Linked DNA regions of Homo sapiens: region 2 is linked to region 1. A link is an interaction called in ENCODE POLR2A ChIA-PET data of the cell type or tissue named here. Cell type or tissue: GM12878. All regions are shown on one strand. Each heading gives the region's core, and the rest is flanking DNA. Links, peaks and the distances in the headings are about the cores only. Region 1 holds the start of SYCE2 (synaptonemal complex central element protein 2). Region 2 overlaps GET3 (guided entry of tail-anchored proteins factor 3, ATPase).

Region 1 (5,340 bases), core at 341-5,340:
AGACCATCCTGGCCAACATGGTGAAACCCTGTCTACTAAAAATACAAAAAATTAGCCGGGCGTGGTGGCGGGTGCCTGTAGTCCCAGCTACTCAGGAGGCTGAGGCAGGAGAATGGTGTGAACCTGGGAGGCGGAGCTTGCAGTGAGCGGAGATCGCACCACTGCACTCCAGCCTGGGCAATAGAGCAAGACTCCGTCTCAAAAAAAAAAAAAAAAAAATTAGGCTGGGCGTGGTGGCTCACGCCTGTAATTCCAACACTTTGGGAAGCTGAGGCAGGCAGATCACTTGAGGTCAGGAGTTCGAGAGCAGCCTGGCCAACGTGGTGAAAACCCGTCTCTACTAAAAATACAAAAAAAAAGCTGGGCGTGGTGGTGAGCACCTGTAGTCCCAGCTACCCGGGAGGCTGAGGCACGAGAATCGTTTGAACCAGGAGGTGGAGGTTGCAGTGAGCCAAGATTGTGCCACTGCACTACAGCCTGGGTGACAGAAGAAGACTCTGTTCCAAAAAAAAAAACAAAAAACAAAAATTAGCAGGCATGATGGCAGGCACCTGTAGTCCCAGCTATCTGGGAGGCTGAGGTGGGAGAATCACTTGAACCCAGGAGGTGGAGGTTGTAGGGAGCTGAGATCACACCACTGCACTCCAGTCTGGGCCACAGAGTGAGACCTGTCCCCCAAAAACAGAAAACAAAAATTAGCTCAGCATAGTGGCTCATGCCTGTAATCCCAGGTACTCCAGAGACTGAGGTTGATCACTTGAGCCTGGGAGGTCGAGGCTGCAATGAGCCGTGATTACACCACTGCACTCCAGCCTGGGCAACAGAGTGAGACCCTGTCGTTAAATACATATTTATGTGTCTAAATAAACACAAGTACCCTGGAATCTTGCCATTTCCATCAAATCTGAACTTTGGCTGTGTAGGGGTGAAGAGAAAGCTTCCTTATTGCCCTCTGAAGTTTCACTAAAAATTACTGAGAAAAGGCAGATTAATAAGAGAAAAGGAATACGAATGTATTTGATCATAGTGTTACCTGACAAGCCTTCAGAATGAAGATCCAGAGATACAGGGGAAACTGTGTTTTTGTTTTGTTTTGTTTTGAGACGGAGTCTGGCTCTGTTCCCTGGGCTGGAGTGTAGGGGCGATCTTGGCTCACAGCAGCCTCAGCTTCCCAAGCAGCTGGGATTACAGGTGCCCGCCACCATGCCTGATTAATGAAAAGTGTCTTATGCTTAGGTTCAGCAAAGTTTGAACACCCAGGTAGAAATTTGATTGGACAAAAAGGGTTTGTCGTGGTTCATACTTGTAATCCTGACACTTTGGGAGGCTGAGGCGGGTGGATCACTTGAGGCCAGGAGTTTGAGACCAGCCTGAGCAACATGGAAAAACCCCATCTCTACTAAAAATACAAAAATTAGCTGGGCATGGTGCATCTGTAATCCCAGCTACTTGGTTGGCTGAGAATCGCTTGAACCTGGGAGGCCAAGGTTGCAGCGAGTTGAGATCTTGCCACTGCACTCCAGTGTTGCCTGGACAACAGAGCAAGACAAAAAAAAAAAAAAAAAAAAAAAGCCGGGGGGGTCGTCTAATACTAATAGGCTGAGTGGGGAAACCCAGCAAGGCCTATCTGTCTAGATTCTTCTTGGAGTCTCAGGAATGCATGCTCAGAGAGGCCAAGAAGAATCTAGATAGATAGGCCTTGTGTGGGGCAGAAACTTCTTTGAAACGGGGGTCTTATGACCTACAGTCAATAGGGTAGATCAGATAATTTCTTCTTTTTTTGAGACAGCACTTTGGGAGACCAAGACGGGAGGACGGCTTGAGCCCAGGAGTTGGGGATCAGCCTGGGCTCAGCACAGTGAGATCTCATTTCTACAGGAAAAAAAAATATAATTATGTGTGTGTGTGTGTGTGTGTGTGTGTGTATATATACATACAATCTTTTTTTTTTTTTTGAGACGGAGCTTTACTCTGTCACCCCGGCTGGAGTGCAGTGGCATGATCTCAGCTCACTGCAACCTCTGCGTCCTGGGTTTAAGCAATTCTCCTGCCCCAGCCTCCCGAGTAGCTGGGACTATAGGCGCCCGCCACCACGCCCGGCTATTTTTTGTATTTTTAGTAGAGACAGTTTCACCATGTTGGCTAGGCTGGTCTCGAACTCATGACCTCAGGTGATCCACCCGCCTCGGCCTCCCAAAGTGCTGGGATTACAGGCGTGAGCCACCGCGCCCGGCCAGAAAAATATTTTTAAATTAGAAGGGCCTGGTGAATGACACTGCTACTCAGGAGGCCGAGGCAGGAGGATCGCTTGAACCTGGGAGGTCGAGGCTACAGTGAGCTGTGATCGCACCACTGCACTCCAGCCTGGGCGACAGACCAAGATCTTGTCTCAAAAAAAAAAAAAAATTGTTATGGAGTATATTTTCCAAGGCAGAGTGGATGAAGTTAGAAGCACCGAATAAATACAGGACTCTGAGATCCGTATAACCTGGGCGCCCCGTGGAACCCAGGAGCCTCACAGGGGCACACAAGCGCACCCAGAGCGCGCCGTCCTGCTCCCAAGGGGCGCCGACTGCGCGCGCAGCCCGCGGACCGCGAAACTGCTGCTTAACGGTCGGCCCCGCCCAGTTGGCCGCGCAAGTTCTCAAAGAGGGCGGGGCCGGGAGCACGCGTCACAACACACTCGTCCGCGGGAGCGCAGCTGGCCAGGGGCGGGGTCGGCGCATGCGCAGAGGGTGCGAGCTTGAAGGCGGGAAAATACGGAATGGAGCGACAGGGAGTACGCGGCGCTTGTTTCCTTCTCGCGCGTGGGGCGGGCGGACAGATAGGCAGGGAACGGCTGCGATCCCAGCCATCTCCAGCGGACCCGAGCCCGGCCGCTTGTCCTTTGCCATTGGGGCTCCCTCTCATCAGGCCTGGCCTCAAATTTCCTGACTGACTGAACCCGGCCCTGACTGACGCACTGACGGGTCTGATTTCCACACATGGCGCGTGGCCGGAACGGAGTAGAGAAAGGCACAAACACCCACGCACCGCACCCGTTTCTTTCATTTCTTTTTTTTTTTTTTTTTGAGACGAAGTATCACTCTGTCGCCCAGTCTGGAGTGCAGTGGCGTGATCTCGGCTCACTGCAACCTCTGCCTCCCGGGTTCAAGTGATTCTCCTTCCTCAGCCTCCCGAGTAGCTGGGATTACAGGCACGCACCACCACGTCAGCTAATTTTTGTATTTTTAGTAGAGACGGGGTTTCACCATATTGCTCAGGCTGTTCTCGCACTCCTGACCTCGTGATCCGCCCGCCTCCGCCTCCCAAAGTGCTGGGATTACAGGCGTGAGCCACCGCGCCCGGCCTCATCTCTTTTCTCCTACCTCTTCTCCTTTCTCGAAGGACTCCAGCCAACACACATACCAGTTAGGAGCCCAGGTCCTCCAGTTACATTCCCACAGCCCTGCCCTCACCCGGCCCCTCTAGGTCTGGTGTCCTGGTGTCCCCTAGGGACAGAGTGTCCTTTCACCCCATGCCCCTGCCCTCATGGCACCTGCCCCAGCCCTGCCCGTCTTTCCTGCGGGTCCCCACCGTCCCGCAGCAGCACATCGAGGTGACCAGGGTTGAAGGGTCGGCAGGAGGGCGATCTGTTCACTCCTCATCCTCCCTCCTTGGCCTCCGTCCTGACTGTGCTTGCAGGTGGACGTGCCCCATGTGAAATGCAAAGACCAGGAACCGCAGCCCTTGGGGGAGAGCAAGGAGCATCCGCGGTGGGAAGAGAACTGCGAGGAGGAAGCTGGTGGAGGGCCAGCTAGGTGAGGAAGATCCCAGCCCTATGGGTCTACACAGGCCCCTGGGTCCCTCTCATTCACCCTTTTCTTCCACAAGGCTATGCCAGTGTCTGCTGCTTTTTTTTTCCCTCCTAACACAGCGTCTTGCTTTGTCACCACGCAGTGGCATGATCACGGCTCACTGCAACCTCCACCTCCCAGACTCAAGTGATCCTCCCACCTCAGCCTCCGAAATGGCTGGGACTAGAGGCGGGCCAGAATGTCGGGCCAATTTATTAAAAAATATTGGCCAGGTGCAGTGGTTCACACCTGTAATCCCAACACTTTGGGAGGCCAAGGCGGGTGGATCACCTAAGGTCGGGAGTTTGAGACCAGCCTGACAAACATGGAGAAACCCCGTCTCTACTAAAAATACAAAATTAGCTGGGCATAGTGGCACATGCCTGTAATCCCAGCTACTCAGGAGGCTGAGGCAGGAGAATCGCTTGAACCCAGGAGGTGGAGGTTGCAGTGAGCTGAGATGGCGCCATTGCACTCCAGCCTGGGCAAAAAGACCGAAACGCTGTCTCAAAAAAAAAAAAAAAAAGCCAGGAATGGTGGCTTATGCCTGTAATCCTAGCACTTTGGGAGGCCGAGGGGGGTGGATCAAAAGGTCAAGAGATGGAGACCATCCTGGCTAACATGATGAAACCCCGTCTCTACTAAAAATACAGAAGTTAGCTGGGTGTTGTGGTGCACGCCTGTAGTCCCAGCTACTCGGGAGGCTAAGGCAGGAGAATCGCTTGAACCCCAGAGGCAGAGGTTGTAGTGAGCCGAGATCATGCCACTGCATGCCAGCCTGGTGACAGAGTGAGACTCCGTCTCAAAAAAAAGAAAAAAGAAAAATTTAGTAGGCCGGGCACGGTGGCTTACGCCTGTAATCCCAGCACTTTGGGAGGCCAAGGCAGGCAGATCATGAGGTCAGGAGTTTGAGACTAGCCTGGCCAATATGGTGAAACCCTGTGTCTACAAAAATTAGCCAGGCATGGTGACAGACACTTGTAATCCCAGCTACTCAGAAGGCTGAGGCAGGAGAATTGCTTTAACCTGGGAGGCAGAGATTGCAGTAAGCCAAGATTGTGCCATTGCATTCCAGCCTTGGTGACAGAGCAAGACTCTGTCTCAAAAAAAAAAAAAAAAAGTATATATATAGTAGAGGCTGGGCGCAGTGGCTCACGCCTGTAATCCCAGCACTTTGGGAGGCTGGCGCTGGCAGATAACTTGAGGTCAGGATTTCGAGACCAGCCTGGCCCACATGGTGAAACTCCGTCTCTACTAAAAACACAAAAATCAGCCAGGCGTGGTGGTGCATGCATGTAGTCCTGGCTATTCAGGAGGCCAAGGCAGGAGGATCCCTTGAGCCCAGGAGTTTGAGACCAGCCTGGGCAACAGAGGGAGACATATCTCTCTGAAAAAAAAGAAAGAAAGAAAGAAAGAAATGAGCGTGGTGTGGTGCGGTTGCACACACCTGTGGCCCTAGCTACTTGGAAGGCTGAGGTGGGAGGACCACTTGAGCCTGGGAGGT
Region 2 (5,306 bases), core at 1-5,000, 170 kb after region 1:
AGCTCACCCGCATCCCCACACACTTCCGACTGCTGAATTCCCGCAGGGGCTGGGGGCAGGCTTCCTGGGCTATTTGATATGCTTACTAATTGTGACAACGAAAAATAACAAACATTTCTTGCGGTTTCCTGTCTGGTGCTGGTATAAACGCCTTGCGTGTTTCATCTCATGGAATCCTTACGGGCATGCTAAGTTGGTCATCTTACTATCTAAGTAGGGAAACTGAGGCTCCGATGTCACATCTCATCTTGTTCGTAGCACAGCTGGGATTTGGATCCTGGCAGTTTGGCGCGGAGCCGGCTGTACCATCGTGTTTGTTTACACATGCCACCCCAACAGGCCCACACCTGCTTGTGCACACCCCAGGGAGTTGGAGTGACAAGTCTAGGCTCCTGGTGGGGTTCCCCTTACACACACACCCTGGCACACCCAGACTCTGGGTCTGAACACTTTTTTTTTGAGACGGAGTCTCACTTTATTGCCCAGGCTGGAGTGCAATGGCGCAATCTCGGCTCAGTGCAACCTCTGCCTCCCAGGTTCAAGTGATTCTCCTGCCTCAGCCTCGCAAGTAGCTGGGATTATAGGTGGGCACCACCACGCCTGACTAATTTTTGTCTTTTTAGTAGAGAGTAGTTGGAGGCTGGCCTCCAACTCCTGACCTCGTGATCCACCTGCCTCGGCCTCCCAAAGTGCTGGGATTACACGCGTGAGCCACCATGACTGGACCTGAACACCACTTTTGTTTTTTGAGACAGGGTCTTACCCTGTCTTGGCTCACTGCAACCTCTGCCTCCGGGGTTCAAGCGATTCTCCCACCTAAGCCTCTGGAGCAGCTGGGACTACAAGCACCCCAACACCATGCCCGACTAATTTTTGTATTTTAAGTAGAGACGAGGTTTCGCCATGTTGGCCAGGCTGGTCTTGAACTCCTGGCCTCAAGTGATCCACCCACCTCGGCCTCCCAAAGTGCTGGGATTACAGGTGTGAGCCACCGCGCCCGGCCTGAACACCGACTCACGTGTGTCCTCAGGAACCCCCTTTCTGTCCCCCCTAGCCAGCTCTGGCTTGGAACTTGTAAACTCTCAAGGTCATACCCCATCCTGAGTCTCCCAAGTGGGGACAACAATAGCAGCCCAGGCAGTGGCAGAGGGAGGAGCGAAGGGCAGGGGATAAGGGGGTCCACTAGGTGCCTTCCAGGCCTGTGTGCCCACAGCCTGAGACCGCTCTGGAGTCAGGATGAGACTTCAGGAGCCCCTCCAGCCGGAGTCCTCTGTCACCCTGCCCACTAACCAGCCCCCTTGCTGCAGCCCTTTGCTGGGAGGGGCTGATGCCATCCCATGGGGGCAGGAATTGGGGGGTGGAGACTGTTAATCCCCAGTCTGGCAGGCCTGGCCTCTCCCCAGGGCGCCCACTAATTCCCAAACCAAACAGCAGGCAGTGCCGGGCCCACTGCCGGCCTAATCTGCTCTGCTCCCCACCAGCCTGGGGCTGGCCAAGGGGCCTCCCAGTTCCCACGCTCTGAGCCTCCAAGGAAGTGGGAAAATGCCTCTGTCTTCCATTCCAGGCTTCACAGGCCCAACAGGGACACCTTAACCCACACAGAATGAGACAAAGGTATCTCTCACCCAAGACACCCTCCTTCCAAAGTTGCCACAATAAACATGCATCTCTATTAGGTCTCTGTTGTGAATGGGCCCCTCTAGATGTGACACTTCTGTCCAGTGCACAACCTGTGCAACTGTACATAAAGGTGCTTACCCTCACCTCCCAATGTCAACAATACAGCAGTTTAAGATCATTTTATTGAAGAGCAAGAGGTGGGAGAGGTAGGGGGCAACTACAGCTCCCCACCAGCCCCACCAGGGGGAATGGACCCCTCCCTGCCTCCTGCCCAAGTGGCTCCCCCTGTATTATGGGGGGGACTTTGTGCAAACTCTGCCCCGAGGGGGTGGGGAGGGTGGAGGGTGAGTGTGAAATGGCAGCGGTTGGGGCTGGCAGCTGTGCTACTGGGCACTGGGGGGCTTGTAGGGCTCCAGGAGGAGGGCCGAGAAGGTGTTGACCTTGTCTGCCCCCCGCACCTCATGGGGTAACAGCGGCAGCTTCACGATGTGGAAGTCTTCATACAGGTCCTCCATCTGCAGCCAGGGCAGAGGGTAGAAGGCAGTGGTCAGGGGGCAGGAAGGCAGAGACAGAGTGTGGATCAATAGAAGCGGTAAAGCTAGAAAGCTTCCAGAGTCAGGGAGAGAATATAGGGCAGGAGCTTAAGGTGTCATAAGTGGGAGCTGCATCACTATGGTCAGAGATCACTGGGCTAGACCCCCTGCTCTCCAGGGTCACAGGGACCTAGGCCAGGCCAGCCACAGTCCTCTATGGCCGGAATAAGGGTGAAGGATCTGAAATGTGGGGGCAAAGGGCAGGAGGCTAGAGGGCAGAGGGCCAGATGGTGGAGCAAAAGATCAGAGAATAAAGGGGCAGAGGTGCCTCTGCTGAGCCAGTGCTGGGTGGGTGGGCACACCTGGTCCAGATACTTGGCCTGGATCTTGTGACGGGCCTCACACATCTTGCAGGGCTTCTCGGGGTCGGGGAAGACGAGCTGGTTGACAATTATATTGTGTGTGTCAATCTTGCACTTGGCCAGCTCCTGGATCAGCCTCTCTGTCTCATACAGGGACAGGAACTCAGCAATGCATACGCAGATGAAAGTTGTCTGCTCCTACAGGGCACGAGAGAGGACAGTGAGGGGCGGGGTCTGCCCCTGTCCTCAGCCCCCGGGCCTCTCACCGCCAGCCAGACCACCACTCACAGGGTCCTTGAACTGTTCGCTGACTGAGCGGATGACGGGCAGCGTCTCCTCCAGCTTGGAGGCCAGCTGGTCTGCGTTCATGTCCCCCAGGCCCAGCATGTTGCACATCTGCAGGGGGGATGTGGGAGGGCTCATAGCTTACCTGCGGCGACCTCCTGGGTTGGGGGTTCACTAAACACCCGAGGGATGACTCCTGATACCTCCCAGTGGTTAAAGGCTCAGGCCCATAAGCAGATTCCTGGGGTTGGTCAAATACTAGCTTTTCCATTTCTTTCTTTCTTTTTTTTTTTTTTTTGAAATGGAGTCTCACTCTGTTGCCCAGGCTGGAGTACAATGGCGTGATTTTGGCTCACTGCAACCGCCGCCTCCTGGGTTCAAGCGATTCTCCTGCCTCAGCCTCTTGAGTAGCTGGGATTACAGGCGCGCACCACCATGCCCGGCTAATTTTTGTATTTTTAGTACTGGTGGGGTTTCACCATTTTGGCCAGGCTGGTCTTGAACTCCTGACCTCAGGCAATCCACCTGCCTCGGCCTTGCGAAGTCCTAGGATTACAGGCATGAGCCACTGCGGCCGGCCTCAGCTTTGCCATTTTTAGGGAACCATAGCTAAGGGGCTTGACCCTCCTGGAGCCTCAGTTTCCCCATCTCTAAACTTTACCTCCCAGATCTGTTGTACCAGATGAGCTGAAGCATATAATGTGCTGAGAATAGTGTCTGGCACACAGTAAGTGCTCAGTGTTACCACCTGAGGCACAGGTCCCCACAGGGGACACGCACACACCCACACGTGCACATACACCATGGTGGGTGGTGCTGGTGGTGTGCAGCACTGTGGGGGCTTTAGGGTTGTCATCGTAATAATAACCCATGGGGGCTGGGCACAGTGGCTCATGCCTGTAATCCCAGCACTCTGGGAGGTCGAAGTGGGTGTACTGCTTGAGGCCAGGAGTTCAAGACCAGCCTGGGCAACATGGCAAAACCCTATCTCTACAAAAAGTACAAAAATTAGCTGGGCATGGTGGTACATGTCTGTAGTCCCAGCTACTTGGGAGGTAGAGGCACGAGAATCACTTGAACCCACGAGGTGGAGGTTGCAATGAGCCAAGATCGCACCACTGCACTCCAGCCTGGGTGACAGAGCGAGACTCCGTCTCGAATAATAATAATAATAACCCATGGGGCACTCTCATGATCTCCATTTGCAAGACAAGGAAGGTGAGGCCCAGAGAGGTGAAGTGATTTGCTTGAGGTCACACAGCAGTTGGGTCACATGGTGAGTGTAGAGGGTTTGAAGGCAGGTTGCCTGGTTCTGGAATGTGCTTTCTGGCTCTGTCTAGGGTATTTAGCGGGCAGGGGCAGGGACACTGAGTCCTGCCTGTGGGGGAGGAAAGACAGCTCCGTCCCATCCCCTCCAGGGAGAAGTCCAGAGTGAGAAGGGGTGGGAAGGAAAGGGAATTGTTAGTGCGCATTTGAGGGTCTGGGGGCCCGGGCCTACTCCCACTCCCGGCTGCCTGGATGGTGCAGGTGGGGGCCCCCGCCGCCTGCCTGTGAGATGAAAGGGCTGATCTGGTTCTTGATCTGCATAAGCCGGCCCAGGCCCCGCTCCACGATGGTGGGGAAGTTGAGCAGCCTCAGGGTGTGGCCCGTGGGTGCCGTGTCAAATACCACCACCGAGAAGTTCATGCCCTTCACCAGCCTGAGGGGAGACAGGGGTCAGGCCCTCTGTGTCCGCTCTTCCCCTTCCCCAGGCAGCCCCCACCCCTGCTGGCTGGGCCTGACCTCATGACCTCGGCATAGCTCATGGCCTCATCGATGCCGGGAAATGCGCTCATGGCCTCCTGCATCATCTTCTTGCCCATGCTCAGCATGTTGTCCTCCTCGAAGAACTCGTCAGGCAGCTCCGCCACGCCCAGGCTGGGGTCAATCTCCTGGGGGCCAAAGGGATGAGACTGAGGTTGCTGCTACTGCTGGGGGAGCCTTCCCACCTGGGCACAGGGCCAGGGGGAGCCTTCCTACCCGGGCACAGGGCCAGAGGGAGCCTGTGGTGGGCTGTGACCACAGGCATTTCATTAGGTCACGGCTGGGGGGACCCTGAGGTAGTACTTAGGGTTTTGTATGGTTGCATAAAGGGTCAAAAACAAGGGGAAAATTGCAAGCTGTGCCCAGGGCCCTCAAAGGGAAGCTGAAACCCACTGCGGGCCATTTACACTGCTACTCCCCACTTGCAACCTGCCACTTGCAACCCCAGATACTCCCATGACTGGGCCATGACCTCTTCCGGATCATCATCCCTCCACTGAGAGACTCCCTGACCACCCTAAGTAACAGCACAGATCCACCGACACCCCTGCCCTGCCTTCCTTTCTCCTTAAGGTTTAGCCCTTAGGAGCTGGGCAGGATAGCTCACGCCTGTAGTCCCAGGTACTCAGGAGAATGAGATGGGAGGATCGCTTGAGCCCAGGAGTTGGACACCAGCCTGGGCAATATAGCAAGACCTATCTGA

Evidence for each region. Peaks named below come from ENCODE experiments on the same cell type or tissue, not always from the same donor. Only the 100,000 strongest peaks of a DNase experiment are listed, where the experiment ranks them.
Region 2: POLR2A ChIA-PET joins it to region 1 with 5 read pairs; 11 of 35 experiments call an interaction of 5 or more read pairs at or near these places.

Annotation. Positions count from the first base shown.
Region 1 is chr19:12,916,682-12,922,021 of GRCh38, reverse strand. It overlaps SYCE2 (synaptonemal complex central element protein 2), which reads left to right and starts at 2,729. Exons shown (of 6, transcript NM_001105578.2): 1 at 2,729-2,779; 2 at 3,685-3,800. The coding sequence starts at 2,765. MIR5695 (microRNA 5695) reads right to left here and starts at 1,702; the gene lies at 1,618-1,702. RefSeq lists an enhancer at 2,910-3,049. In GM12878, for the core only: no CTCF peak of the experiment used is centred there; a DNase peak (open chromatin) is centred at 2,671; H3K4me3 peaks cover 320 bases; H3K27ac peaks cover 275 bases.
Region 2 is chr19:12,744,802-12,750,107 of GRCh38, reverse strand. It overlaps GET3 (guided entry of tail-anchored proteins factor 3, ATPase), which reads right to left. Exons shown (of 7, transcript NM_004317.4): 3 at 4,583-4,731; 4 at 4,349-4,499; 5 at 2,804-2,911; 6 at 2,516-2,713; 7 at 1,785-2,135. The coding sequence ends at 2,004. Among named protein-coding and RNA genes, the nearest start is that of BEST2, 4.3 kb to the left of the region's middle. RefSeq lists an enhancer at 4,544-5,044. In GM12878, for the core only: no CTCF peak of the experiment used is centred there; no DNase peak of the experiment used is centred there.